Linked DNA regions of Homo sapiens: region 1 is linked to region 2. The links are chromatin loops, found by intact Hi-C in ENCODE. Cell type or tissue: GM12878. All regions are shown on one strand. Each heading gives the region's core, and the rest is flanking DNA. Links, peaks and the distances in the headings are about the cores only.

Region 1 (16,357 bases), core at 5,663-8,162, 62 kb before region 2:
TTATGCTGAATTACTCTCTGTACTAAGAGTCATCTGCTTAGGTTCCTTTGTGTGTACATGGTAATCCTTCAAATCTTGGATCCTTGGTGATCCTTAGAGCCACTCCATACTTCTGCTCCAATTTCTCAATTTCAGGCATTACACAATCAGTTATACAAGGAATACACTTGGTATACAGACAGTCCATCATTGACTGCACTAAGTCTGGTTTGGCTTTTATGGAAAAGTTGATAAAGGTTGGTATCAATGAGGATGTGGTAAGGTGGGCCCAGCTGTGTATTATATTGGAAAAATAAGCAGGTAGGGTGTTGGGGAATTTCTCTTTCCTTTAACACGCTGGGATCCTTCTTTTCTTTCTTTTTAGGTTTTAATTTATCCTTTTCTGTAAGCCTCTGATCCCTGAGACTAAGCATTCACTTCATGGTCGCATACTTCCTTGTTTTCTTTTGCTTCCCCATGGTCACACCACACTCCTGTGCTTGTATAATATTTTCAGAAGGGCTGTAGCCTTCACGAAACTGCCGAAGGGGTCCATGATGGAGAAATGGTGAGAACCCCTGCTCTAGACTGTAAACATTTCATGAGTTTATATTTGTCTTGTTTGCTACCATATCCCTAGCTTAACACCTGACTGGTAATAAGGACCTCGGTCAGTGTGTTTTGAATGAATGAGAAAAAGTGGTTTGAGGTTTAATTTGTTTGTTGATTAACTGGATGCCTACTCTGAGAGTAACTTTGGAAGAGATGCTTACCTTCTCTCATTCATTTATTTAACCAGTGTTTATAGATACCTACTGTGTGCCAGGAATCATTCTAGGCTCCTTAGAGCTTATCTTCTAGGAAGGCAGACAGTAACATGTCAATAAATATTGTAAAACCAGCCAGATAATTTCAGATGACTGTAAGTGCTTTAGAGGAAATCCAGCAGGGTTATTTGATCATGAGCAAGACTGAAGTGGGCGTGAGTGACAACATAGAAGGATGGATGGGGTGGGGGAAACAGTAGCTCGCCAGGGCCTTGCAGCCTATGCTAGAATTTGAATGTTATTTTGAGTGAGTGGAAGCTACTGAGGGCTTTGTGTGGGAGGGGGAGGCATTGCATTGTGTGATTTATGTTTTAAAGGATGATTGGCCATCATGTGGAAAAGACTGGATAAGAGGCTACTGTGGTGGTCCAGGCAAGAGATGGTGATGGTGTGCATTAGAGTATTAGCATAATAGTGAGAAGTGAAGCCAGCTGGACTTCCTGGGTGGAGTGGGGACTTAGGGAACTTTTCTGTCTAGCTAAAGGTTTGTAAATGCACCAATCAGCACTCTGTAAAAACACACAAATCAGCGCTCTGTGTCTAGCTAAAGGTTTGTAAACGTACCAATAGTACTCTGTAAAAATGCACCAATCAGCGCTCTGTGTCTAGCTAAAAGTTTGTAAATGCACCAATCAGCACTTGGTAAAAACGGACCAATCAGCACTCTGTAAAATGGACCAATCAGCACTCTGTAAAATGGACCAATCAGCAGGATGTGGGCGGGGCCAAATAAGGGAATAAAAGCTGGCCACCCGAGCCAGCAGCGCCAAGTCACTGGGGGTCCCCTTCTACCCTGTGGAGGCTGTATTCTTTTGCTCTTCACGGTAAGTCTTGCTGCTGCTCACTCTTTGGGTCTGCACTACCTTTATGAGCTGTAACACTCACTGCGAAGGTCTGCGGCTTCACTCCTGAAGTCAGCGAGACCACGAACCCACCTGGAGGAACAAACAACTCTGGAGGCGCCACCTTTAAGAGCTGTAACACTCACTGCCGAGGTCTGCGGCTTCACTCCTGAAGTCAAGCGCAACACAAACCCACTGGAAGGAAGAAACTCCAGACACATCTGAACATCTGAAGGAACAAACTCTGGACACACCATTTTTAAGAACCGTAACACTCACTGCGAGAGTCCACAGCTTCATTCTTGAAGTCAGCAAGACCAAGAACCCACCAGAAGGAACCAATTCTGGACACAATAGCACCTGCTGGTCTCATTGGTGGTGACATTAAAGCATTTAGCACAGGGCCAGGGATCTAGCCAGAACTCAGTAAACATTAATTCCCCTTCTTAACCCCATAACACCTGGGGCCTGGAGTCTGTTCCAGCAGTCAGCAAATAGTTTTTGTTTGTTTGTTTTGAGATGGAGTCTTGCTCTGTTGCCCAGGCTGGAGTGCAGTGGCGCAATGTGGGCTCACTGCAGCCTCCCATCTCCTGGGTTCAAGTGATTCTCGTGTCTCAGCCTCCCAAGGAGCTGGGACTACAGGGGTGTGCCACCATACCTGGCTAATTTTTGTATATTTAGTAGAGATGGGGTTTTACCATGTTGGCCAGGCTGGTCTTGAACTCCTGACCTCAGGTGATCTGCCCTCAGCCTTTCAGAGTGCCGGGATTACAGGCCTGACGCACCGCGCTCGGCCAGCAAATATGTATTAATATTAAAAATAGATTGTGTTTTAGGCCCCAAACCATAGAGTAGCTTCTAACTCACAGTAAAAGCCCAAGACCTCATGGTCTCATTCCCACTACCTTACTGACTTTGTCTCTAGTTTGCCCCATCTGGTTCTATTCCAGGTTTGAGGGCCTCTCTGCTAGTTCTCTCTCTTACCTGCACTGCCTGTTTCACTCTACCTGGAAAGGCCTTTCCCCAGATAGCCACATGGTTTATCCCCTCACTTGCTGTAATTCTACTCAAATATTACCTTCTCAGTGAGGCCCCTCCCTGTCTATTGTGTTTGATATTATAATTCTGCCATCCCAGCATTCCTCCTTCCTCTTTTCTGCATTAGTTTTCTCAGTAGCAGTTATCACCTGACATGCTATAAAATTTACTGTGTGTGTGTGCGCGCGTGCGTGCGCGCGTACGCATGTGTAAGCTCCATGAAGGCAGGAATTGTCTGTTGTGTTTGCTGTTGTATCCCCAGAGCCTGGAGCAGCTGTGATTTAAAGTAAGCACTCAAATGTTTGTTAAGCAAGGGAGTGCTCATTCAGCACCTTGTATTATCCTATAAGGATCACCTTACCCCTGCTTACAAGGGCTTGGACAACAGTGCTACAAGTAAGCAAAGTGCCAAAGGAGGAAAAAAGGAGAGTGTCCAAAACAGAACGCAGTGAAGATTTTAGATTGGCTTTTGGAGGCTCAAGCTGGGTCTTTAAAAACAAACAAGAGCTATGACTTGTTCTAAAGAATCGAAAATGTATAGGCCGGGTGCGGTGGCTCACGCCTGTAATCCCAGCACTTTGGGAGGCCGAGGCGGGTGGATCATGAGGTTAGGAGATCGAGACCATCCTGGCTAACACGGTGAAACCCCGTCTCTACTAAAAATACAAAAAATTAGCTGGGCGTGGTGGCGGGCGCCTATAGTTCCAGCTACTCGGGGGGCTGAGGCAGGAGAATGGCGTGAACCCAGGAGGAAGAGTTTGCAATGAACCAAGATCGTGCCACTGCACTCCAGCCTGGGCAACAGAGCGAGACTCCGTCTGAAAAAAAAAAAAAAGAATAGAAAATGTATAGAGGGAAATCAGGCAAGCAAAACAAAATGTGGGAATGAAAAGCAACACAATGTGCCTGTGAATGAAAGACACCATGACACAAGTAGAGCGCAGCACGGTGTAGCTTAGCAACTTACACAAAACCCACTTGAGTGATATGCTTGACTTTAGGCTTGATATAAATTGGTACGTGTAACATAAGGCTGGAAAAGCAAGTTCAGGCACGCCTAGGTTGCATGAAAGCACAATAGTATGATTTTAACTTCACAGTCAGCAGGGCTGTCACTTACTGTGTGACATTGAATAAGTAACTTAACCTCTCTGAGTCTTGGGTTTCTCATCTGCCACACAAAGATAACCACATAAGCTTCATAAGATTGTTATGAAGATGAACTAAATAATCTTAACTTTTGCCATGCTCTACCTGGCACCCCTTACCCGCACAACTAGACTGTTCTCTACCTCGTTACCAGAGGGATATTTTTTCACTTAAATAATAATGAAATATATGACCAATGCTTTCTTTTGCCTCCATTTTTTTTTTTTTTTTTTTTTTTTTTGATGCAAAGTCTTGCTCAGTCTTCGAGGCTGGAGTGCAGTGGTGCAATCTTGGCTCACTACAACCTCTGCCTCCTGGGTTTAAGCTATTCTCCTATCTCAGCCTCCCAAGTAGCTAGGATTACAGGCGTGTGCCAGCATGCCTGGCTAATTTTTGTATTTTTAGTAGAAACAGGGTTTCACCATGTTGGCCAGGCTGGTTTCGAACTCCCGACCTCAGGTAATCCGCCCACCTCAGCCTCCTAAAGTGCTGGGATTACAGGCCTGAGCCACTGCACCCGGCCTCTTTTGCTGCCTTTTAAAATGTTTTTATTGTGGTAAAATACACGTAACTTAAATTTTACCTTTTTAATGTTTTTTAAATAGTTAAGTAGCTTTAAATACATTCATCTTGTTATCCAACTATCACCACCACCTATCTCCAGAACTTGTCCATCAGCCAGAGAGATTTTTAGGGTTTTGTTTGTTTGTTTGTTTTGAGACAGAATCTCGCTTTGTCACCCAGGCTGGAGTGCTGTGGCGGCATGATCACCACTTACTGCAGCCTCAGCCTGAGCCTCCCGAGTAGCTGGAACTACAGGCATGCATCATCACACCCAGCTAATTTTTTTATTTCTTTTCTTTTCTTTTTTAGTAGAGATGGGGCCTCATTATGTTGCTCAGGCTAGAGGGATTTTTTATTTATTTATTTATTTATTTATTTGAGATGGAGTCTCGCTCTGTTGCCCAGGCTGGAGTGCAATGGCGCGATCTTGGCTCACTGCAACCTCCGCCTCCTGGGTAGCCTAGAGGGATTTTTAAAACATAAATTACTACCTCACGTCACTCATCTGCCCAAATGGCTCCCCATTATAAAAGCTAGTGGCCTTACAAGGCTTCATGTCCTCTCCCCACTCCTGCCTCACCTTCTACCCTCGCCCTTGGCCATGCCAATGTACAGATGTCTTTTAATGTTCCTTGAACACCCCTAGTATACACCCACCTCATTGCCTTTGCAGTTGTTATTTCTTCTGCCTAGAAAGTTCTTCCCCTAGAAATCCACAGGGATGACTCATTCTAGCCAAATGTTACTTCCAGAGAAGCCACCCTTGACCATCCATCCAGAACAGCCTCCCCTCTGCACCCTCTGTCCCCTGACCCAGCATTATGCTAGATGTCTGCAGGTTTAGTTGTTGACCGTCTGACTCCCCACTCTAAGGTAAACTCCCATTAAGGCGGAGACCTAGTCTGTTTACTCCCTGCTGAGTCCCCAGCTTCTAGAATATTGCCCAACACATTCGAAGTGCTCAGTAAATATTTGTGAAAAAATTAAGTACGTAAAGTGGCTGGTCCAGAAATTGTCCTTCAGAAGCTATCCCTCCTGCCTTTTCCTGGGAGCCTGCAGAACAGCATGTTCTTGACCTTCCACTGTGCTCCACGAGGCTCAGACCATAACCTGGGGTCAGTTGTGGGAAGTGTGTCTTAAGGAAGACCCTGTGGTATAACCAAAGATCAGTAGCCACAGGTGGCGATTGGCCTTGATGCATGAACTTCTGTGAAAAGTAGGCTCTTGAAGCCTGGAGAAGATCCCAATTGGGAATCACAGGATGGCTCTCTTCAAATAGTTTAAGAGATGTTGTGTGGAATTAAAATTCTTGTTCTGTGTGGCCAGAGATGGCAAATCCAGTGATAGAATTTTATTTATTTATTTATTTGTTAAGACACAGGGTCTTGCTCTATTGCCCAGGCTGGAGTTGCAGAGGCAGAATCATAGCTCACTATAACCTCAAACTCCTGGCCTCAAGGGATCCTCTCACCTTGGCCTCCCAAAGCCCTGGGATTACAGGCATGCATCACCATGCCTGGCCAGTGATAGAATTTGCTAACAGTAATTGGCAGAGTGGAGTGGGTTGCCATGGAATGATCAGGTTGGATCAGAGTTTATCAGACTGAGTTTGTAGGCATGATCTCAGGGGCTGTGCATTCTCTTACAAGCACATTCTGGATCATCTGGAGGAGCCCCTGCGATTATGTTTAATCCTCTTTTGGCTCTAGGTTGTCTTTTATTGTCACAGACTAATGAGAAAAAGAAAAGAAGGAGTGGGATTTAATATATGCACGATGCATTGAAGACCAGGGAAAGCCAGATGACCGCCAGGCACTCAATAGAGTCAGAAAGGTTTCAGACTGAATAGAAAAAAATAGAAAAGTATACATAAACAGACCTCAAAAGAACCTATGAGGGGCTGGACATGGTGGCTCACACCTGTAATCTCAGCACTTTGGGAAGCCAAGGTGGGAGGGATCTCTTGAGCCCAGGAGTTTGAGACCAGCCTGGGCAGCATAGGGAGATCACATCTCTATAAAAAGTTTAAGAATTAGCCAGGCATGGTGGACTACTACAAGCCTGTGGTCCCAGCTACTTGGAAAGCTGCGGTGCGAGGATCACTTGAGCCTGGGAGGTCAATGTTGCAGTGAGTGGTGATCACAACACTGCACTCCAGCCTGGACAACACAGCAAGACCCTGTCTCAAAAAAAAAAAAAAAAAAAAAAGAAGAAGAAGAACCTGCTAGGCCCTAGGCCCTTGTGCCATATTAGGTGATTTTTTTTGTTTCAGCAAATCAACATCATCTTTTGCATTAAATTAACATCGCTAATTTCAATTGCATTGGTTTTGTGGTCCTATTTGTATTTAGTTTGTAGATGTGTTGATTGCAAAATAGGCCCTGTAGTTGTCTGAGAATTATAACCATAAGGAGTTAATACCTAGTTTTATGATTGTAGTATTAGTCATGTTATAATAAAAGTAATTTAGGTCAACCCAATTTGGAAAAACACTGAGTCATGCCTGAAGATCTTTTACTTCCTCTAGCCCCAAGTGTCTGCGATTATGCAAATCATGTGTAACAGTTGTGTGGCTATTACTGCAATATTGTTTGGGATATAGAAATCAAAATCTTTCACAGATTTAGCTTGTTTTAGCACAGTCTAGGTTCTCTTTGCAAGGGCCTGCAGCCTCCGTTTTGGGAACTTGAGTCCAATTCTGTTACCCAGCAATCAGAGAGATTGCTAACTAAACTTTATTCTAAGTTTAACACAGTTGGTTGTGTTCTTGTTAACCTCAGAGAGGCCTCTTTTTCCTGAAAGTTAACTGGTCCCGTTATTTGAAAGGAAATTTTAAGAACCTGAACACCTATAGGATTCAGATTCTATTAAAAAGCAAAGGTATACTTTGGGAATGGAGGGGTGGGGAAAGACAGAGAAACTAAAAATAATCTTCCCGTATAAGAGCTTGAAGTGGATCTACCCTAATTATTGCCTCGCTTGTTTTCCTTTTGCAGATATTTTTCCCACTTTTATATCATCTCAGTGCTGTGGAATGGCTTCCTGCTTTGGTGCCTTACTCAATCTCTGTTCCTGGGAGCACCTTTTCCAAGCTGGCTTCATGGTTTGCTCAGAATTCTCGGGGCGGCACAGTTCCAGGGTAAGGACTCCCTGGGCTTATGACAACGCTGCATCCCGTTTCTGTTGTTCCTGTCTGCAAGGGAGCAGTTTTTGGCATTTTGTCTCCTCTCTCGGCACCTCCTCAGAAGGGCCTGGGAAGTGGAGGATGAGGGCAAAAAAGAGCTTTGCACGGTTCATTGCCGGATGGCCAAAAGGATGTCCCTAAGCCCTTCCCTGAGAAGGAGACAGAGCCAAGAGTTAGCGCTCCTGACTTCCCAGCAAGTGCTGTGTTGTGTGCAGAACTGGCTGCCCTCCCTCTGGTATTTTTAGTACTGTTGATAAATTTATGAAGAAGTCTTTACACAAAAGGGGGAAAGCTTTTAGGATCTGTCAGGTTTGTCTGGAAACATTTATCATTTATACTGTTCCAACCAAACTCATGACTTAGAACTCCAGAAATGTGATTTAAAAATTACTTTTTCTGTCGGGTGCGGTGGCTCACGCCTGTAATCCCAGCACTTTGGGAGGCCAAGGCGGGCAGATCACAAGGTCAGGAGATCGAGACCATCCTGGCTAACACGGTGAAACCCTGTCTCTACTAAAAATACAAAAAAAAGTTAGCTGGGCATGGTGGCGGGCACCTGTAGCCCCAGCTACTCGGGAGGCTGAGGCAGGAGAATGGCATGAACCCGAGAGGCGGAGCTTGCAGTGAGCTGAGATCGGGCCACTGCACTCCAGCCTGGGCAACAGAGCGAGACTGTGTTTCAAAAAAAAAAAAAATTACTTTTTAATTCATACCTGTAATCCCAGCACTTTGGGAGGCCAAGGCAGGCAGATCACTTGAGATCAGGAGTTCAAGACCAGCCTGGCCAATGTGGTGAAACCCCAACTCTACTAAAAATACAAAAATAGCTGGGTGTGGTGGCAGGCGCTTGTAATCCCAGCTACTCGGGAGGCTGAGGCAGGAGAATCGCTTGAACCTGGGAGGCGGAGGTTGCCATGAGCTAAGATTGAGCTACTGCACTCCACGCCTGGGCAACAGAGGGAGACTTTGTCTCAAAAAAATAAATAAATAAATGAATAAAATAAATAAAAATTACTTTTTGATAAACATGGAAAAAAAGTTATGCTGTGAGGCTTTGGTAGTATAATAAAATTGACTAAACAGTTGTTGAACAGACGATTACAAAATAGCCTTTAAGTTTGCCATCCTCAGCATCAGGATGAAGAATATGGAACGTTTTTTTTTTTTTTTCTGAGATGGAGTTTCGCTCTTATTGCCCGGGCTGGAGTGCAATGGTGCAATCTTGGCTCACTGCAACCTCTGCCTCCCAGGTTCAAGCGATTCTCCTGCCTCAGCCTCCCAAGTAGCTGGGATTACAGCCATGTGCCACCACGCCCAGCTAATTTTGTATTTTTGGTAGAGAGATGGTGTTTCTCCATGTTGGTCAGGCTGGTCTCGAATTCCTGACCTCAGGTGATCCACCCGCATTGGCCTCCCAAAGCGCTGGGATTACAGGTGTGAGCCACCGCGCCCGGCCAGAACAGTTTTTAAAATAAAGAATTGAAGGTGAAAACTATGAAATGTCCTCAATTAAGGTCAGGCAGAGTGTGAGGGGCAGAATTAGAAACAAATTGTTCTAGTCTCATCTCTGTCCTTTGTTCCAGTGGCCAAACCACCTAGAAACAATCCTTTTCTGTATAACCAGATAAACTGGTTGCAAAAGATGACAATCAGAAGAGCAAACCCCGGCCGGGTGTGGTGGTTCATGCCTCTCATCCCAGCACTTCAGGAGGCTGAGGTGAGCAGATCACTTGAGGTCAAGAATTCAAGACCACCTTGGCCAACATGGTGAAATCCCGTTTTTACTAAAAATACAAAACTTAGCTGGGTGTGCTGGCACATGCCTGTAACCCCAGCTACTCGGTAGGCTGAGGAGAGAGAATTGCTTGAACCCAAGAGGCAGAGGTTGCAGTGAGCCAAGATTGTAACGTTGCACTCTAGCCTAAGAGGACAGAGCAAGACTCCGTCTCAAAAAAAAAAAAAAAAAAAAGAGCAAACCCTGCCGGGAACAGTGGGCAGTGACTCATACCTATAACCCCAGCACTTTGGGAGGCTGAAGCAGGTGGATCACTTGAGGTCAGGAGTTCAAGACCAGCCTGGCCAACATGGTGAAACCCCCGTCTCTACTAAAAATACAAAAAATTAGCGGGACGTGGTGGCGCGTGCCTGTAATCCCACTTACTCAGGAGGCTGAGGCAGGAGAATGGCTTGAACCCAGGAAGCAAAGGTTGCAGTAAGCTGAGATCATGCCACTGCACTCCAGCCTGTGCCACAGAGTGAGACTCCATCTAAAAAAAAAGAGCAAACCCGTGGACATCCTCTTTGGAAGGGTAGGCTACATCAGCGGATCTCACTCCACTCGTTAAAACTTCATCTCTTCGTTTGTTTACTGTGAGACTGACTGGGGTGTTTTGGTATTTGGAGGGTTGGTTGTGAGGATATGAGGAATTCTATTTGTTTGCTTTAACTTGTTCCTAAGGAGTTAAAACTAAGTTTTAGTTCATTTAAAATACAAAAACAGTCAAAGCTAATCTGTGCTGATAGGGGTTGTTCCCCATGGGAAGTTTGGGGGAGGGGTCGTGCCTACACTAGGGGGTGCTGTTCGTGTTCTGTTTCTTCTTTTTTTTTTTTTTGAGATGGAGCCTTGCTCTGTTGCCCAGGCTGGAGTGCAGTGGCCTGATCTCAGCTCACCACAACCTACCCCTCCCGGGTTCAAGCGATTCTCCTGCCTCAGCCTCCTGAGTAGCTGGGACTACAGGCATGCGCCACCATGCCCGGCTAATTTTTGTATTTTTAGTAGAGACAGGGTTTCACTCTGTTGGCCAGGCTGGTCTTGAACTCCTGACCTTGTGATCCGCCTGCCTCAGCCTCTCAAAGTGCTGGGATTACAGGCATGAGCCACCGCATCCAGCCTGTTTCTTTTGTTTGTTTCATTTTTTTCTTTCTTTTTCTTTTTTTAAGAGAGAGGGTCTCACTCTGTTGTACAGGCTGGAGTGCCGTGGCATGATCATAGCTCACTGCAGCCTTTAACTCCTGGGCTCGAGCAGTCCTCCCTCCTCCACCTCTTGAGTAGTTGGGACTACAGGTGCACGCCACTATGCCCAGCTAATTTTTTTTTTAATGTTTTTAGAGATGGGGTACCTGCTGTGTTGCCCAGGCTGGTCTCAAACTCCTGGTCTCAAGCGATCCTCCAACCTCAGCTTCCTAAAGTGTTCTGTTTCTGGATCTGGGTGCTGTTACATGGGTGGGATTGGTTGGCTTAATTTGTAAAAGTTAATTAAGTTGCATCTTTATGGTGTGCATGCGTGTGTGTGTGTTTGTGTGTGAGACTTTTTTTTTTTTTTTTTTAATGGAGACAGAGTCTTGCTCTATCTCCCAGGCTGATTGCAGTGGCCCAATCTTGGCTCACTGCAACCTCCACCTCCCAGGTTCAAGCAGTTCTACTACCTCAGCCTGCCAAGTAGCTGGTTCTACAGGCGCACACCACCATGCCTGGCTAATTTTTTGTATTTTTAGTAGAGACAGGGTTTCACCATGTTGCCCAGGCTGGTCTCGAACTCCTGAGCTCAGGCAATCCACCCGCCTCCAACTCCCAAAGTGGTAGGATTACAGGCATGAGCCATCGCCCCCGGCCGTGACTCATTTCTTTTTTAAGTGACTGGGCGTGGTATCTCACACCTAAAATCCCAGCACTTTGGGAGGCTGAGGCTGGAGGATGGCTTGAGGCCCGGAGTTCGAGACCAGCCTGGGCAACAAAAAAAATTTTTTTTTAATTAGTCAGGTGTGGTGGCACATGACTATAGTTCTAGCCACTCAGGAAGCTGAGACAGAGGATCACTTGAGCTCAGGAGTTCAAAGCTGCAGTGAGGCCTGACTGTGCCACTGCACTCTAGCCTGGGTGACAGAGCAAGACCCTGTCTCAAAAATAAAGAAGTTGACACATAAAATTAACCAAAAAATAAAAAACAAAAAAGAAAAAAAGAGAAACTAAGTGTGTGTTTTTTTAAAGCCAGCTTTTCTTCAGATTTTTTGGTGGGCAGGTCGTGAAAGACAGGTGAGGAAGTAGATCTTGGGCTCAGCATGCCTCTAAAAGTATAATTTCTTTTTTTTAATGTGGAAAGAAATGCATAACTCTGTTTCTGTTCCTGTCCCCCTCTCTGCCTCTGTGATGCCTGAGATACTGGGGATCCCACAGCTGGGGCCACTCAGAGGCTACCAGGAACGCTTCCAGTTTGCATCTGGCTGTTAGTGCCAGGACCAGAAACCCACAGACCTCTTCACAGACCTCCTGACCGTGATGTCCCTGAAGCCTGGAAGGCTGTCACACAATGAAGCAGAATTGAGTGATGGGTGTTTGTGAACCCAGTGAACTGTGTAACACAGTGAACTGTGTAATTTGAGTGAAGTCAAATTCCTTGACTTCATTTGGCCCATTTCTTCCTTACTACCAAAAAGAAAGATGTTAGATGGGATTTAATACTTTGCTTAACAGTACAGAAAAACAAAACTTTGGATTAATCCCAGAAGAGAAATGCTGACCCTGTTGCCTTCTGAATTGTAGGAGGGGAGCTGGCACTGTCTGCATTCTTAGTGCTAGTATTTCTGTGGCTGCACAGCTTACGAAGACTCTTCGAGTGCCTCTACGTCAGTGTCTTCTCCAATGTCATGATTCACGTCGTGCAGTACTGTTTTGGACTTGTCTATTATGTCCTTGTTGGCCTAACTGTGCTGAGCCAAGTGCCAATGGATGGCAGGAATGGTGAGTGGATCCAGCCCTGCCAGGAGCTCCCCACCCCAGGGTGTATGATGCGCTCTCGGGGCTTGTGCTGTGCTAAGCATTATGAGACATGCAGAAGTAAGAGACAGGCCCAATGCATTTTGCATTTCAGGAGATGAGACTCAAGTCGATTTTAAAAGGCCGGGCGTGGTCGCTTACACCTGTAATCCCACCACTTTGGGAGGCTGAGGCAGGTGGATCACTTGAGGCCAGGAGTTCGAGACCAGCCTGGCCAACATGGTGAAACTCTGTCTCTACTAAAAATTAAAAAAAAAAATTAGCCAGGCGTGGTGGCACACGCCTGTAGTCCCAGCTACTGGGGAGGCTGAGGCAGGAGAATTGCTTGAAACCAGAAGGTGGAGGTTGCAGTGAGCCGAGATCGCGCTACTGCACTCCAGCCTGGGCAACAGAGCGAGACTCCATCTCAAAAAAAAAGAAAAGAAAATGAGGGAAGGGAGAGTGCTTGCATGGAGTTGGGATTTGCAGAGGGGGTGGGGAGCCATTTTGTTGCCGCTTAGTTCCTGTGATTGTTCCCATCACAATAGAGCTTTTCTTCAAGTGACGCTGCCTGAGAGGAGAGGACAAAGAGTACTGTGGTAGTGAAAATTGTGTTTTAGTCTCTAAGCTCTCACTAGCCAGGAAGAGGGGAGCCAAACCATGACCTTGTTTACGAGAAGGAAATGAAATGGATTTTTTGTTTTATGGGGGGAGGAGGGGACATTACCTAACACATATGACTACCATTTTTGTAAAAACAATGCATGATTATAAAGAATTCAAGTCGCTTGGGGTGATGGGAATGAGTTTATAGTGCTGAGGTTAACCTGACCTTGCAGCCTTAGTATCTGTCAGTCTAGACCCCGTAGGTCTGTAATGACCATTGTCTCTAAACCCAGGGCTCCATGTTTTCAGCTGCCCTGTCCATCCTTGTAAACTCAGGCTGAGGTCTAGCGATTTCCAACAATCTGTGAGTGAGCTTCCTCCTCAGGTTAGATTTTGGTATGAGTGCCCCGTGAAAGTCGTCTCTCTGTTGCTGTAGCTCAACCTAAGGCCTCTGACTAGAGGAGTGATTTTAAAGGATTTATTGACGATCTTTCTCAATTCATGAATTATTGATTGGCTCCAGCCACTTAGCTAGCATCTCTCTGATTCCTCTGAACTTATTCCTCCCAGGCATGTCTGTGGTGGCATTCTGCCAGCCAGTACCATGGAAGGGGCTGTCATTCCTGGTGGGCAGTGCTGGTTCTCCCCCTAAAGGAACTTTGCAGAGCGCTTGGTGACTGCTAGCTTTTAGCGTGTTCTTGTTTGTTGGCGTTACCTGCCTCTCCCGGAGTTTCCTCTACTGGCTGCGTCTCAACTTCTGCCTTCCCTCCTGCGTAGATAGTCAAGGAAGAGGAGCCCACAAAAATAGCTTTCTAAGCACTCCTTTCTGAAGCTGTTTTCTGTTTCACCTCCTTGTCCTTCAAGGGTCATCTGGGATCATTTAGGACAATATGGGGAAAGTTGGTTTCAGTAATTCATTGAGAGAAAACACATTGGGGCATTTGCCAACCAAAGGGCGTGATAGAAATAACATGGGCTCCAGAGTCTTGATGGGCCTGCATCTGGCTCATTGAGCTTCTCTGAGCCTCACAGCCTTCATTAGTAATTATTGACACATACTGATTTCACAGGGTTCTTCTTAAAGTGAAAAGAAGACTATCTGTAAACTAGGATGTAAGCTCTATAAGGACTGGGATCTTGCCTGACTTATTCCCTGCTTTATCCTTTGTGCCTTCAGCAGGGCCAGGCTTAGGAGGCACTCCTTAAGTAACTAATGAATAAACAAATAATTAAATACTGAGTAGAACTGAGGAAATGTGAGCCTTCCACCTGCCTCCCTTTTCCTGCATTATAATTCTGGCGTTACCCTTAACAAATCCTTTTTCCTGTAGGTAAACTCTCTGCATTTAGCATAAGGGACTTAGTGATTTGAACTTCCAGACACTGTAACTTTTCATCCTGTTGACTTGCTCTTGAAGCCTGTCAGATTTAAAACTGTATTTTTAATATTTTGCTTATTTCATTTTTGTAGAGACAGGTTCTCGCTATGTTGGCAGGCTGGTCTCAAACCCCTGGCCTCAAGTGATCCTCCTGCCTTGGCCCCCGCAAAGTGCTGGGATTACAGGTGTGAGCCACTGTACCCAGCCTGTTTTGAACTTATAAAAATATAACCTAGTAGTTAAATGGCTAAACTTGTAAACACTAAAAGACTATAGTAGATTGATTATATAAAACAAGCTTTTAAAATAAACTGACACAGGTAGACCGGTGGATTTTCATCAGTCCTTTACTATCATTAACGGATTCCTGCTTCGAGGTGGCCATGTGGAATTGCATGATCCTTGGTTCTCTTACTTGAATCAGCTTTTTAGGGTTCCCCCTTGGCTCCAGAGCCTCAGGCTCTTGCCCATTATCAGTGGATACATTTGTTTCTTCAGTCAAGCCTCCGACTAGGCTAACTGCTTCCTGCTGCGCAGAGGGAAGTCCCTGTTTGCTTTTCTGAAGCCAGTGGTTTGCTCCGCAGGTCCTCAGAAGGTCTGTGTTTTTCCCTTCTTCCTAGCAGCCGGAGAAGAAAGTGGAAGATGATGCTTTGAGTGTTTCCACTCCTGAAACTCAGTCTCTCGACTGTTCTTTCTCATCCAGACCTGGATGGCATTGAGTTGTTCATCTTGCAGTTTACTGTCCCTCTCTTTTGAGAAAGCCCCCTGGTAGCCTTTCCACTGGTGATTTCTTTCATTGACCAGAGCTAGTCAAGTCAGCATTCTGCTTTCAGGCTCTCCCTAGCAGGATGGTAGCTCAGAGAGAGATTTCCTTAGAAAGTGTTTTTCTTCACTGTAAAACATAAGAAAGAAGACTTAAAACTGGACTTAGCAAGGGAAACACAAAGGAATCTTACCATTCGAAAGTAGATCACAGTAGGGGAGCTGAACTTTGTGCTTGAACTGTTTAGAGAAGAAGCAAGAGAATGTGTCTGTGTGGAATTCTCTTGCCAGGGGAACTGAAGCTGCCCATAGCTGAGGAACGTATCTCCTTTGTCCAGAGAGACAGGGCTTTTCCCTCTGTATTGGGAAATTACATCAGGAAATTACATCGGGATATTGAGGAACAGGTTCCCCTCTTTGTACTTGGGAAATTATATTAGGATATTGAGGAACGGAATAAGTGGATAATTGTGTTTCTGCTGACTAAATGATTTGTTTAATTCCCTGAGCCTGTGAAATTGTTTAGTGTTGGCTAACAATTCTCATTCCTATAGCCTACATAACAGGGAAAAATCTATTGATGCAAGCACGGTGGTTCCATATTCTTGGGATGATGATGTTCATCTGGTCATCTGCCCATCAGTATAAGTGCCATGTTATTCTCGGCAATCTCAGGAAAAATAAAGCAGGTGAGACCTCTTTTAGAGCCTCTGCATATGGATTTTAACCCTCAGAAGTTAGTTCTCCATGGTCCTGCATGCTTTTCCTTCCTGCCCTAGTTAGTTGACTGTATCAAATATTGATTTTTGGCAAGACACTTCTCTGGGCCTTGATCTTCCCATCTGTGAAAATGAGAGCCTTACATTGAAAGACCTCTCTAGACCCAAGTAGCCCTGACATTCTGTGATTCTACGTTTTGTGTCTGATCAGCATGTGAGAGCTAGTGTTACCATGGAGTTAGTACCAGCCACAGCATAAAAACTTGACCTTTAAGTTAGCTTGTGTTGACTTATCACAGGTATAGTTTCCATTAGGTTTTTTGAAATATTAAAAATTGAATAGGCCAGGCGCAGTGGCTCACGCCTGTAATTCCAGCACTTTGGGAAGCCAAGGTAGGAGGATCACTTGAGGTCAGGAGTTCAAGACCAGCCTGACCAACATGGCAAAACCCCGTCTCTTCTAAAAATACAAAACTTAGCTGGGTGCGGTGGTGCAGGTGCCTGTAGTCCCAGCTACTTGGGAGGCTGAGGCACTAGAATCACTTGAACCTGGGA
Region 2 (11,936 bases), core at 1,384-3,883:
CCTAATAATCCAGCAGAAAATTGGTTCAGCTGTTTACAAATCTCTGTGTAGCTCTTAGAATATTCACTCTTCAACATCATTTCAGTGACATGGAAAAATTTTAAAAGGAGGTTTACTTTTAAAATATAAAAAGAAGGCCGGGTGCCGTCCCTCACGCCTGTAATCCCAGCACTTTAGGAGGCCAAGGTGGGCGGATCACCTGAGGTCAGGAGTTTGAGACCAGCCTGACCAGCATGGAGAAACCCCTACTACTAAAAATACAAAAATTAGCCGGGCAAGGTGGCTCATGCCTGTAATCTTAGCTACTCAGGAGACTGAGGCAGGAGAATTGATTGAACCGGGGAGGCAGAGGTTGCAGTGAGCCTAGATTGCACCACTGCACTCCAGCCTGGGCAGCAGAGTGAGATGCTATCTCAAAAAATTAAATAAATAATATATAAAAAGAACAAAAAAGACTTAAGGAAATAAAAACATTATTTTTATTTCAGTGCTTATCTATCGTTGCGTACTGCTATTATGGGTAATTTATTTATTTACTTTTTGGTAGGGGTGGGGTCTCACCATGTTGTCCAGCCAGTTTTGAACCCCTGGCCTGAAACTTCCTGCCTCAGCCTCGCAAATAATCCTTCTGGGATTATAGGCGAGAGTCACTGCTCTGGCCTAGGTGACTTGTTTGTTTCTGTGTAGGAACTTTTTGTTCAAAAAGTCTTAGCCCAAGAATCCTAAGTTCTGGAGTGGGAAGCTAGAGACCTCAGCTCATCTTGTAGCTTTTACTCTTCAGATGAAGAACCTGACCCCCAGAGAGATCGGGTGACTTGTGTGAGGGAGTAAGCTGGCTGGCTGTGGCCTTCTTCACAGTTGTTCAATGCCACTTATTTAAAACATGCCCATTGGTTTTTTATTTTTTAATTTTTCTTTTGATGGGAATAGCAAGGTTTTATATGAGGCGCCTGTCATTGTTCACACAGATTTATTAAGATTTCATGTGGAGACGGTTGTGGAATGGAATACTGCTGCCACTTTTCAACCTCTTTTTCATCTTAACTGATACTATTTCTTATCTGTGTTTATATCAGATTCTCTTTTTATAAGAGTAAAATTGTTTCTAATTCCTTGGAACTATCATAAAAGAACAAGTTCTTTAATTATAGGCTGTGGTTTAAAATACAAGACAGTTGAAGGCCAGGACTAAGATAGATGGGAAAGGCTATTTTGTCAGGGAAGCCTCAAAAATGCTGTATTTTGGGGAAAAAAAATGGAACTCTGATTTTCATTTGATTCTCATAAAACAAACTTTCTTTAAAAATATCACTTTAATTAGCTGGGCGTGGTAGCGGGTGCCTGTAATCCTAGCTGCTAGAGAGGCTGAGGCAGGAGAATCACTTGAAACCGGGAGGCAGAGGTTGCAGTGAGCCGAGATGGTGCCACTGCTCTCCAGCCTAGGTGACAGAGTGAGACACTATCTTAAGAAAAAAAAATATATATATATATACATATATATTTATTTATTTATTTATTTTATTTATTTATTTAATGGCTGTACCCTATATTCTTCTTGATTTCTAGCCTTTTATTGGCTCTCAGATTGCCAGAGTTGGGACTCAATAGTAAGTAACCATTTTGTTGAGGTGGTAGTGATTCTACCAGGGTGAGTTATCATGACAGCAGAATCACTGCGTTTTTCTCTCTACTCTGTGGCATAGACTCTATGCCATAGAGTGACGTGTGAAAGGCTTGAGGCTCCCTACCTACGAGACACCCTGGTCCATTCTAGCAGTATGGCACGTGCTGACTGGGTTTTGAGTCTCTTGCTGTAAAATCACATTACTGCACTTCCCTGCATTTTCTCATCCAAAAATGGGGATTACCTGCTTTGTGGATCGGTTTGCAGATGAAATAACACACGCAGGGTATCTAGCATGGTCCCCCACATGGCACATTCAGTGTTAGCCACACTTCCATACTAACTGCCCTGCGGGGATATTTAATGAGCTCTTAAATGGCAGAAATGTTGTGTCTTTTCCTGTTCCCTTAGTATTCCTATTTTTGTTGGTAATTTTTCTTATGAACCATGCAGTTGTCTAGTTCAGGCCATTTTAGTATGCAGTTTTATCTTTGCTTCCAACATGATTTAATGTTCCCAAATTGGATTTCACATAATCCTAGTGTCCTTTGAGACTTGAATTGGTTCTAGGCCAAAAAAGGGTGAGGGGGAAGGAAGAAATTCAGAGTCAAATTTGGCAAATAATATATCCCTGTCGTTTTGTTTTTTCTTTTTAAGACTTGGGCCAGGTGTGGTGGCTCACGCGTTTAATCCCAGCACTTTGGGAGGCTGAGGCAGGCAAATCACCTGAGGTCAGGAGCTCGAGACCAGCCTGGCCAACATGGTGAAAAATACAAAAATTATCCAGGCATGGTGGCCCACGCCTGTAGTCCCAGCTACTCGGGAGGCTGAGACAGGAGAATCTCTTGAACCCGGGTGAGCCGAGATCGCGCCACTGCACTCCACTCTGGTCGACAGAGCTAGATTCCATCTCAAAAAAAAAAAAAAAAAAAAAAGACGACTCAGTATACAAATAAAGACTGGAAAGTCCTATATTAAAGGAACTAGTTAAATACTAGTTTATTTTACTTAATCTAGTGAATTTTTAAATATTTTCTTTCTTTCTTTTTTTTTTTTTTTTTTTTTGAGACAGGGTCTGGCTCTGTCAACCAGGCTGGAGTGCAGTGGCACAATCTCAGCTCACCTCAACCTCCACCTCCTGGGCTCAAGCCATCCTCCCACCTCAGCCTTCTGAGTCTGGGACTACAGGTTCCCACCACCATGCCTGGCTAATTTTGTATTTTTTGTAGAGACAGGGTTTTGCCATGTTGCAGAGGCTGGTCTCGAACTCCTGAGTTCATGCAATCTGACCACCTTGGCCTCCCAAAGTGCTGAGATTACGCCCGGCCTAAATATTACTTTCAAATAGAACCATCTTCATGGGTAGCAGTTTATAATACACAAGTAGAATTTGGGAAATGTAGTCCCAGTCTTCCATTCTTCACAGTGGATGCTTCAGCCAGTTTCCTGTCTCTGCACACACACTGCCCGACAGCGGGCTTTCCCTTCTCCTTCAGAGCAGTAGCAGTTCCCTTTCTTCATTCCCACCCATCACAGTGGCAGCCCCCTCTGCCCTCCTGTATTCTGAATCCCACCCTTATAATATGCTTAGATTTTGCCTTTCTCCCAGCCGTTTTGTGAGCATTGTTCGTGTGTACCAATTTTTTCTCATCCTTTAAAAAGAAAAAAAAAAAGCCCCTTTTCTCAATTGTACATCGCAAATCCAACTCTTGCCCTCCTGCAGTGTCAGAGGACTTGGCTGTGATGGGAATAAGCCTTGGCTCTGTTCTCCTTGCATACTTAGCCCATGGGAACCCAGTTTCTGGCCTCACCAGGAATGTTGTTGTGCTTTGAGCTCCCTGTGGCCTTGCATGATGCCTCCGTTGGTCCTTACAGGAGGTGATTGGCTGGCCACCTCACTTGCTTTCTCCTGTGGACCCTTCTTTCTCTGTCCTTCCTTGAATGCTGCCTTTGTCCCTCATGATTATGCTATCAACATTCTTCTCTTTCTGCTTTCTCTGTAACAGGTTTATTGACTCTTTTTTTTGAGAGTCTTGCTCTGTCACCCAGGCTGGAGTACAGTGGCACAATCTTGGCTTGCTGCAACCTCTGCTTCCTGGGTCCAAGCGATTCTTCTGCCTCAGCCTCCCGAGTAGCTAGGATTAGAGACATGTGCCACCAAGTCTGGCTAGTTTTTGTATTTTTAGTAAAGATGGGGTTTCACCATGTTGTCCAGGTTGGTCTCAAACTCCCAACCTCAGGTGATCTGCCTGCCTCGGCCTCCCAAAGTGGTGAGATTACATGTGTGAACCATCCACCCACCCTGATTCAACTGACTCTTAACTTTAAAAATCACATTGGTCTTACCATACATAGTTCATCAATTGTGGGAGAGAAACTTGGGTGTCATGCTTTATTTATTTATTTTTTTTTTGAGATGGAGTCTCACTCTGTCACCCAGGGTGGAGTGCAGTGGCACGATCTCAGCTCACTGCAACCTCAGCCTCCTGGATTCAAGCCAATTCTCCTGCCTCAGCCTGCCCAGTAGTTGGGACTACAGGTGCCTGCCACCACACCCGGCTAATTTTTTGTATTTTTAGTAGAGACAGCATTTCACCATGTTTCAGTCTCCTGACCTCGTGATCCACCCTCCTCGGCCTCCCAAAGTGCTGGCATTACAGGCGTGAGCCACTGCACCCAGCCTATTTTTCTTTTTTTAATAAGAGATGGAGTCTTGCTTTGTCACCCAGGATGGAATTTGTAGCATAGTAGTGTGATCATAACTCACTGTAGCTTCAAACTCAGGCTCAAGTGATCCTCTCACCTCAGCCTCCTGAATAGCTGGAACTACATGCATGAACCACTGCACCATTATTTTATTTTTAAGAGACGGGATCTCGCTGTACTGCTCAGGCTAGCCTTGAACTCCTGGCCTCAAGTGATCCTTCTGCCTTAGCCTCCTGAGTGGCTGGCTCCACTCTGCTTGGCTCTGATATTTTTCCATAAAGCCTATCATTCATTTATCATGGAGGTATGTTAATTTTGCCTTCTTAATTTCTCTCAAATTCACCTGCTCTTTGCCTACAGTCATCTGCCCCGATCTGGGGCAACGCAGTTTCTTCCCAGGGCTGTTGCCATAGCATCGCAGTGGATCACCCTTCCTTCAGTCTTGTTCCCCTCTGGTTCTTTCTCTCCACTAGACTTTAAAAAATTTTTGAGATAGGGTCTTGCTCTGTTGCCCAGGATGGAGAACAATCATAGCTCACTGCAGCCACGACCTCCTGGGCTCAAATGATCCTCCCACCTCAGCCTCCCGAGTAGCTGGGACCACTTGTGCTTGCTAGGATGCCTGGCTAATTTTTAATTTTTTTGTAGAGACAAGGTCTCACTGTGTTGCCTAGGCTAGTCTCAAACTGCCAGGCTCAAGCAATCCTCTTGCTTCAGCCTCCCAAAGTGTTGGGATTACAGGCATGAGCCACTGCACCTGGCCTAGCGGATTTCTGAAGCATTAATCTGTTCTGTTACTTTCCAGCTAAAAACCAACAAGTGTCTGAGGACACAGTTTAAACTCCAAGATGATAGGGTCCTCCCTCACCTGGACTCCCACCTACCCTCATGACCTCCTTTTGTGAAATGCTGAAGGGCTCTGCAGCTGGTTGTCTGGTACTGCTGGCCTTTGCTTTCTATTTAGCATGTTCCTTCTCCCACAAAACAAAATCACATTCTCACTATGCCCTGTTCATTCTTCAGGACTATCTTCTGGGAAACTTTTACTACATACCCCTCTCCCCCTAATCTGAGTGTCTGCTTTGCTCAGGTAACATGTGTTCACTGGATAAATCCTTGATTCCTGGCACTGAGGCAGGGTTTCTGTTCCCAGGAAGCAGAGGCATACTATTCTGTGAAGGATTGACTGAGTTTCTCCTAATACCAAGCAGTATCTGAGGGAACAGATGTCTAGCTTAAAATCCTCCCTAGCACTTGTCATAGCAGTGCTACGTATTGCCTGTGAAGGAAGTTTAATAACTGCTGAAAGGTTCGATTAGCTTTATTTCATCAGGATTTGTTTGACTTTACAAATTGATTTGGGTTATTTCAACTTTTAGGTCTAGTCTTAAGTATAACTGGTACATATTCCTTCAAGCAGCCATTACACCTCTCATAAATTTATTATACACCTGCATTTTTATAACTATTATGCTTTTTAATTGTTGGCCACCATTTTTAGTGCTTCTGAATTGTTATGGTTCTCAAGCAGCAGTTGTCACCTTGGTTTTGAATTAATGCTGTGACGCTTGCTTCCAGGACCCCTATGGTGTAGCCGTGGGTGGAACTGTGGGGCACTGCCTGTGCACGGGATTGGCAGTAATTGGAGGAAGAATGATAGCACAGAAAATCTCTGTCAGAACTGGTAAGTCTTGAAAATTACAAATCAGATAACATTTTAGAATCACTGAGAGATTAAAGGGTGTTAGCTTTGATTATTTAAATTTCTGCTGCTGAAGTATACTTGGTTTTTCTAATTACCTACCATCTCTTATAGAGGTATTAATCCTGGTATTGCAAATACGGACTTTTTTCACCTGTGTAGAAGTTAGCAAAATACAAAGTCATTTTTATCGAATTCATAGTAGCTTCTTGTTAACATATTATCTTAGTAAAACAATTGTCATTTGGAAGTATGAGAAGTTTTTGGCTCTAAAAATGTGTCTTACAAGACTGGAATCATGTGGAGACCATATGTACTGATTCTGCTGAATATGTCCTGTGAAGCCACAGTTAGGTCTAGAGATGGAAGAATCGTCTCTTTGCTAGTCAGAAGACCTGAACATTTTCTTTTATAACTGGATTTTAAGATGAGTTATAGTTCTACTGTTGCTTGCCAGCACTGTCTGGATTTAATACAATCCTGTCATTTCTCAAAACAGTGCTGGAGAAAACCTGATTCTTAGTGTTCACAGTCAAGCATGTTAAGTATTGTTCCTTGTTATGTAAAAGGGGTTGAAGTGATTCTAATTTGTTTTCAAGGTTAGTTTAATAGATTGGAAGAATAATTGGCCGCCTCATCGGCTCCCTTTTCATTTTGTACAGTATCAAGGTATAGGAATTTTACTGTATTTGACTTTTTTTCTCTCTCTTCCAGTGACAATCATAGGAGGCATCGTTTTTTTGGCGTTTGCATTTTCTGCACTATTTATAAGCCCTGATTCTGGTTTTTAACAAGCTGTTTGTTCATCTATATTTAGTTTAAAATAGGTAGTATTATCTTTCTGTACATAGTGTACATTACAACTAAAAGTGATGGAAAAATACTGTATTTTGTAGCACTGATTTTGTGAGTTTGACCCATTATTATGTCTGAGATATAATCATTGATTCTATTTGTAACAAGGAGTTTTAAAAGAAACCTGACTTCTAAGTGTGGGTTTTTCTTCTCTCCAACATAATTATGTTAATATGGTCCTCATTTTTCTTTTGGTGCAGAACCGTTGTGCAGTGGGGTCTACCATGCAATTTTCTTTCAGCACTGACCCCTTTTTAAGGAATACAAATTTTCTCCTTCATCACTTAGGTGTTTTAAGATGTTTACCTTAAAGTTTTTCTTGGGGAAAGAATGAATTAATTTCTATTTCTTAAAACATTTCCCTGAGCCAGTAAACAGTAGTTTAATCATTGGTCTTTTCAAAACTAGGTGTTTAAAAAAAGAGACATATATGATATTGCTGTTATATCAATAACATGGCACAACAAGAACTGTCTGCCAGGTCATTCTTCCTCTTTTTTTTTTAATTGGGTAGGACACCCAATATAAAAACAGTCAATATTTGACAATGTGGAATTACCAAATTAAAAGAGAATACTATGAATGTATTCATATTTTTTCTATATTGAATAAACAATGTAACATAGATAACAATATAAATAAAAGTGGTATGACCAGTGCTTGTTTTTCCTTGTGTGTCATATAAAATTATCAGTATTGATAGGCCAATTTCTAAAGCTGATGTAAAAACACTAACATATTAAATATTTGAGATATGCCTAAAGTAGCTAAACAGGAGCCAGGCATTGTTCGAAAGCATTGTCACCCTTACAGTTCTGTGAGGTAGTAGGTACTAATATAAGGTTAAAAAAGAAAAAAACTAACTCACCCAAGGTTACATGGTAGAGTCACACCAGGCGGTTTAATTCCAGAGCCTAATGTCATTCATTATGCTAAGACTACCTCATTTTTTCATGGCAACTTCAGTCGTCACCCTCGTTTGAGTATATTTTGATTTGACTACTACTTCACCCAAGTAGCATAACAGCTGCTTTCTCTCAGCCTTTTATATTCTAGAATCATATGCAGTAACATTCCCATTAATAGCCTCACTAAATTGAAGGACAATTCTACAGAAACATCCATGTTATTTGTGTGAGGTATAATAGGAGACCCAGAGCAATTCAGGTTTATGAGCTACTACAAAGGTCCACAATGTAGTCTGCAATTTGAAGAGATTGTGAAAGAACCCAGTTAATCATCCAGCACTGTAGGATGCAGCAATTGTCCTACATGGTAACTCTGTGAGGAAGATGATAGCTACTACTGTGGAGATCTTAAGAGGAGTTTTCAGCTTAAATGCCAAGTTAGAAGTAGCACATGTTGGTAAAAAAGGTCATATTTGTAGTTTTCTGCTATAGGAAGTATCAAAGGGTAGAAAACAATGTCTGTGGATTAAGATAAACTCTGTGGTTAGACAGTCTATATTGCCTTAGATTGTTTGTTTGTTATAAAGAAAGAGTGAGGAATTCTCACTAGTATTTTTTTTTTTTTTTTTGAGAGAGTCTCACTCTGTCGCCCAGGCTGGAGTGCAGTGGTGTGATCTTGGCTCACTGCAACCTCCACCGCCCGGGTTCAAGCAGTTCTCCTGCCTCAGCCTCCCGAGTAGCTGGGATTACAGGCGTGCACTACCACGCCTGGCTAATTTTTTGTATTTTTAGTAGAGATGATGGAGTTTCGCCATGCTGGCCAGGCTGGTCTCGAACTCCTGACCTTATGATCCGCCCACCTCAGCCTCCCAAAGCGCTGGGATTACAGGCGTGAGCCACCATGCTTGGCCTACTAATACGTTTTGTTTGTTTGGAGACAATCTATCTCACTCTGTCACCTGGGCTGGAATGCAGTGGCGCAATCTCGGCTCACTGCAACCTCTGCCTCCTGAGTTCAAGCAGTTCTCCTGCCTCAGCCTCCCAAGTTGCAGGGATTATAGGTGCCCGCCACCACGCCTGGCTAATTTTTTTGTATTTTCAGTAGAGACAGGGTTTTACCATGTTGGCCAGGCTGGTCTTGAACTCATGACCTTAGGTGATCCACCCACCTCAGCCTCCCAAAGTGCTAGGATTACAGGCGTGAGCCACCGCACCCAACCGTTTTTTCTAATAACAACAGAAAAGACAATTCCTCGTAGGGAGTAGCTGGCACCATCATCGTGTAACCTCAGTTCAGGTAGCTTGGTCCCATTACTAGCTTCATATGCGAATAAGAACAGCATCGCATTCTGAGGCACCACAATCTTGTAGCAGGACATAATTCCTCTGAGAATTTTTGGTAAGTCAGACCTAAGCTATAAGGTAAAAATCGCTACTGCAATAGGCTCCATTGTTGAATAAAAGAAAGGGAAATGTCATTGATAGTGATCTTAAAATATTTAATAGTCTTTCTTTAAAATCCAAAATGTGATTCTTACAAGTTATGTGCCACATGAAGCAGGTGTTATTTTTTGAGAAATGCAGGTGATAACTGAAAAACATAGCACTGAGGTATTTTTTATTTTTAAAATTGAAGGAAACAAAGTCTGGATCTAATTATTTTTACATTTACAAAAACTGCTACTGCTTGGCTCTTTTGCTATAAGTTTAGGTTCTGAATACATGACAAGAGTATGGGAAAGAGCAGAATAATAGTACACGCAGTTTTAAAAGCTATGCACATCATAACCTGGAATAATGATTACACAGCAAGAGGCCTGAGTGGAGGTAGGCTAACAACACATTTTGACTTTCTCCTCAAAGGATAGCTTTGAAAAACAAGTGTAACCAATTGTTACACCAAATTAAAATGGCAATATTAAATCGGTAACAAAACGATCCACATTTTATACAATATTGTATTTCCAAACATACATAGGTCATGAAAATCAGAGAACCTAATATAGCACCGTTGAAACCATTCATTATCCTTCATGTGTGTATGCAATTCAGAATTTCGGCAGAAGACAACAAATGGAAAATGCCTTTCGTTTCTATAAATCATTTTGGATTTCAATTAAATCTTTGCCTTAGTAAAGGGTATTCTTATCTCAAGATCAATTAGCCGTTTTTAGCTCCACCGTTTTGGAAGTAAAAATGATGAGCTACATCTACTTTTTAATTTAAAACCAAGAACCAAGCAGTAAGGACAGCAATGTCAAGAATATCACATTGAGAACCACACAGAACATTATAAAGAATTTGGTGCATGTTTTAACAACTACCAACTGATGTTAACAATGAAAAATTTACAAAGGTAAAACTTTTTTTTTTTTTTTGCACTGACTGGTTTCAATACAGCACTGAATTTAACTCATCTTTGGGCTTCAATCTTTACATAGAGTGAATATGAAAATGCCATACTGAGGCCTTCCCCAACTTAAACCATAGTAAAGATTTCAAAATCATTCCAGTATGGTCTGAATGGTAACTGTTCTGGCTGACACATCTTTTTTTTTTTTTTTTTTTTTAAAAAGACATTTCCTGGCCAATTTTTTTGCTTGAAGATGATTGTCTGGTTATACAAGACATCAATCTGAAGGTAACAACTTATTTTAACTTAACTACTGGCATAACCATTGCCAGCAGTGAACTTGCACTAGTCCAAGCCAACTCAAAAACACACATTATAAACATTTGAATGTCATTTTTAAAAGCGATGTCACAGTTTGTTTCCTAAGAAATTTAAAAGCTTTTATTTGAAAACGTATCTTCAGTTTAACCCTCAGAGTTAAGAAATATTTTTTAGATCATTAAATTCAATTGTGGTTGACGTGCTTTAACTACCGTTCTCTAAGTTGTGTGCTATACCTAGCCTGTGGGACTCCATAGCTTCTCTGAGTCCTAAAGTGGAGGATTCTGTTCCAATGCTTGTGAGCAAGAAGGATCCTCAAATGTCTAGGTTTCCAATATTCCAACACTGCTTTACTGGGCAGTGCTGTGTATGGAAGTTTTGTTTTGTTTTCAAAGGACCAAGTAACTTGACACCATATTAAAGACAGCAAACATTTTTTGTAGAAGTTTACAGCCTGTATACATTATTCCGCCAAATTTAAGAACTTTAAATGGATTTTAATATGGATATGATAATGACAGCCATTAAAAGATGCTATTTCTTTTACTAACATTTCCCCAAATGGGCAAAATAGAGGCATCATGTGCCATTGGTTCTGTCATACTGGCCTTTGACTGTGTTGGGGAAGTAATCACACAAAAAGTGCCCATAAAACAAAGAAGGCAGCAAGTGAAACTAGAAAAAGGTTGGAACTGTATGAATCAGATTTGAAAGGAGTTATTTCTAAAATTCTTTCTTAGATGACTTGAGGAGGGAAGTGCAGGGGCATCTGGAGTTGGCCCCTCCACTGCCGTCCTGAAGTAAAGTAGATTCAGACTGTCCGTAAAGATTATCATGAGAGTTGGTGACTGCACCCCAAATCAGAGCCAGTTCCCTAAGAAGAATATGGTGCAAAACAAAACAAACCACACATTAAATACATGACACCGAAATCACTTTGATGAGAAAACAGAACACACAGGTATTTTAAAATATAAATAAATACATTTAGCCATTTTTATTCAAGAACCCCAGAGAACTGCTTTAAAAGCAATTGCTTCTTTGAACCCCTTTCTAAATTCTTTCATAAATACTTACTAGTTTGATTGTCACTTAATGCAGCACCTCAGTGTTTGCTGGTGGTGGTGATGGAATTTCACTTAGTTGTCTCTCCATAAACTATATCCTATTCCACTAAATAATGTTTCCCTGAGGAAACCCAGGCAGCTTACAAAATACTGTTATAAACACTCACAACAAAACCTGCAGAGTATTTTATTTAAGAAAAACAAGGAATGTAGTGTTATGACATAGGGGGAAAAAACTATGCAAAACAGTCACATGGAAAGAAAGTATTTTAATTTTTAAAATCCAAGTTTGCTTAATTTCTTGTGAACTGTTCAACACTGTTTTAAATATCCTGAATAACTGTGCCAACAAAATTCATCCCCAGTGTTTCCACAGGAGACATTAAAATTAAAGACCAAA

What was found. A loop is a pair of places that touch in the nucleus more often than their neighbours do. Peaks named below come from ENCODE experiments on the same cell type or tissue, not always from the same donor. Only the 100,000 strongest peaks of a DNase experiment are listed, where the experiment ranks them.
Region 1: a loop joins it to region 2, with 7 times the contacts of the local background. A loop is called at or near these places in 18 of 110 quality-filtered maps.

The regions. Positions count from the first base shown.
Region 1 is chr4:55,351,951-55,368,307 of GRCh38, forward strand. SRD5A3 (steroid 5 alpha-reductase 3) reads left to right here. Exons shown (of 5, transcript NM_024592.5): 2 at 7,396-7,538; 3 at 12,124-12,321; 4 at 15,638-15,772. It overlaps SRD5A3-AS1 (SRD5A3 antisense RNA 1), which reads right to left. Exons shown (of 4, transcript NR_037969.1): 4 at 14,651-15,213. It also overlaps the pseudogene FCF1P8. Among named protein-coding and RNA genes, the nearest start is that of SRD5A3, 14 kb to the left of the region's middle. RefSeq lists enhancers at 12,626-13,314, 13,315-14,002. In GM12878, for the core only: no CTCF peak of the experiment used is centred there; a DNase peak (open chromatin) is centred at 6,911; H3K27ac peaks cover 344 bases.
Region 2 is chr4:55,418,630-55,430,565 of GRCh38, forward strand. TMEM165 (transmembrane protein 165) reads left to right here. Exons shown (of 6, transcript NM_018475.5): 5 at 5,909-6,014; 6 at 6,747-7,546. The coding sequence ends at 6,823. It overlaps CLOCK (clock circadian regulator), which reads right to left. Exons shown (of 23, transcript NM_004898.4): 23 at 9,274-11,936. Among named protein-coding and RNA genes, the nearest start is that of TMEM165, 29 kb to the left of the region's middle. In GM12878, for the core only: no CTCF peak of the experiment used is centred there; no DNase peak of the experiment used is centred there.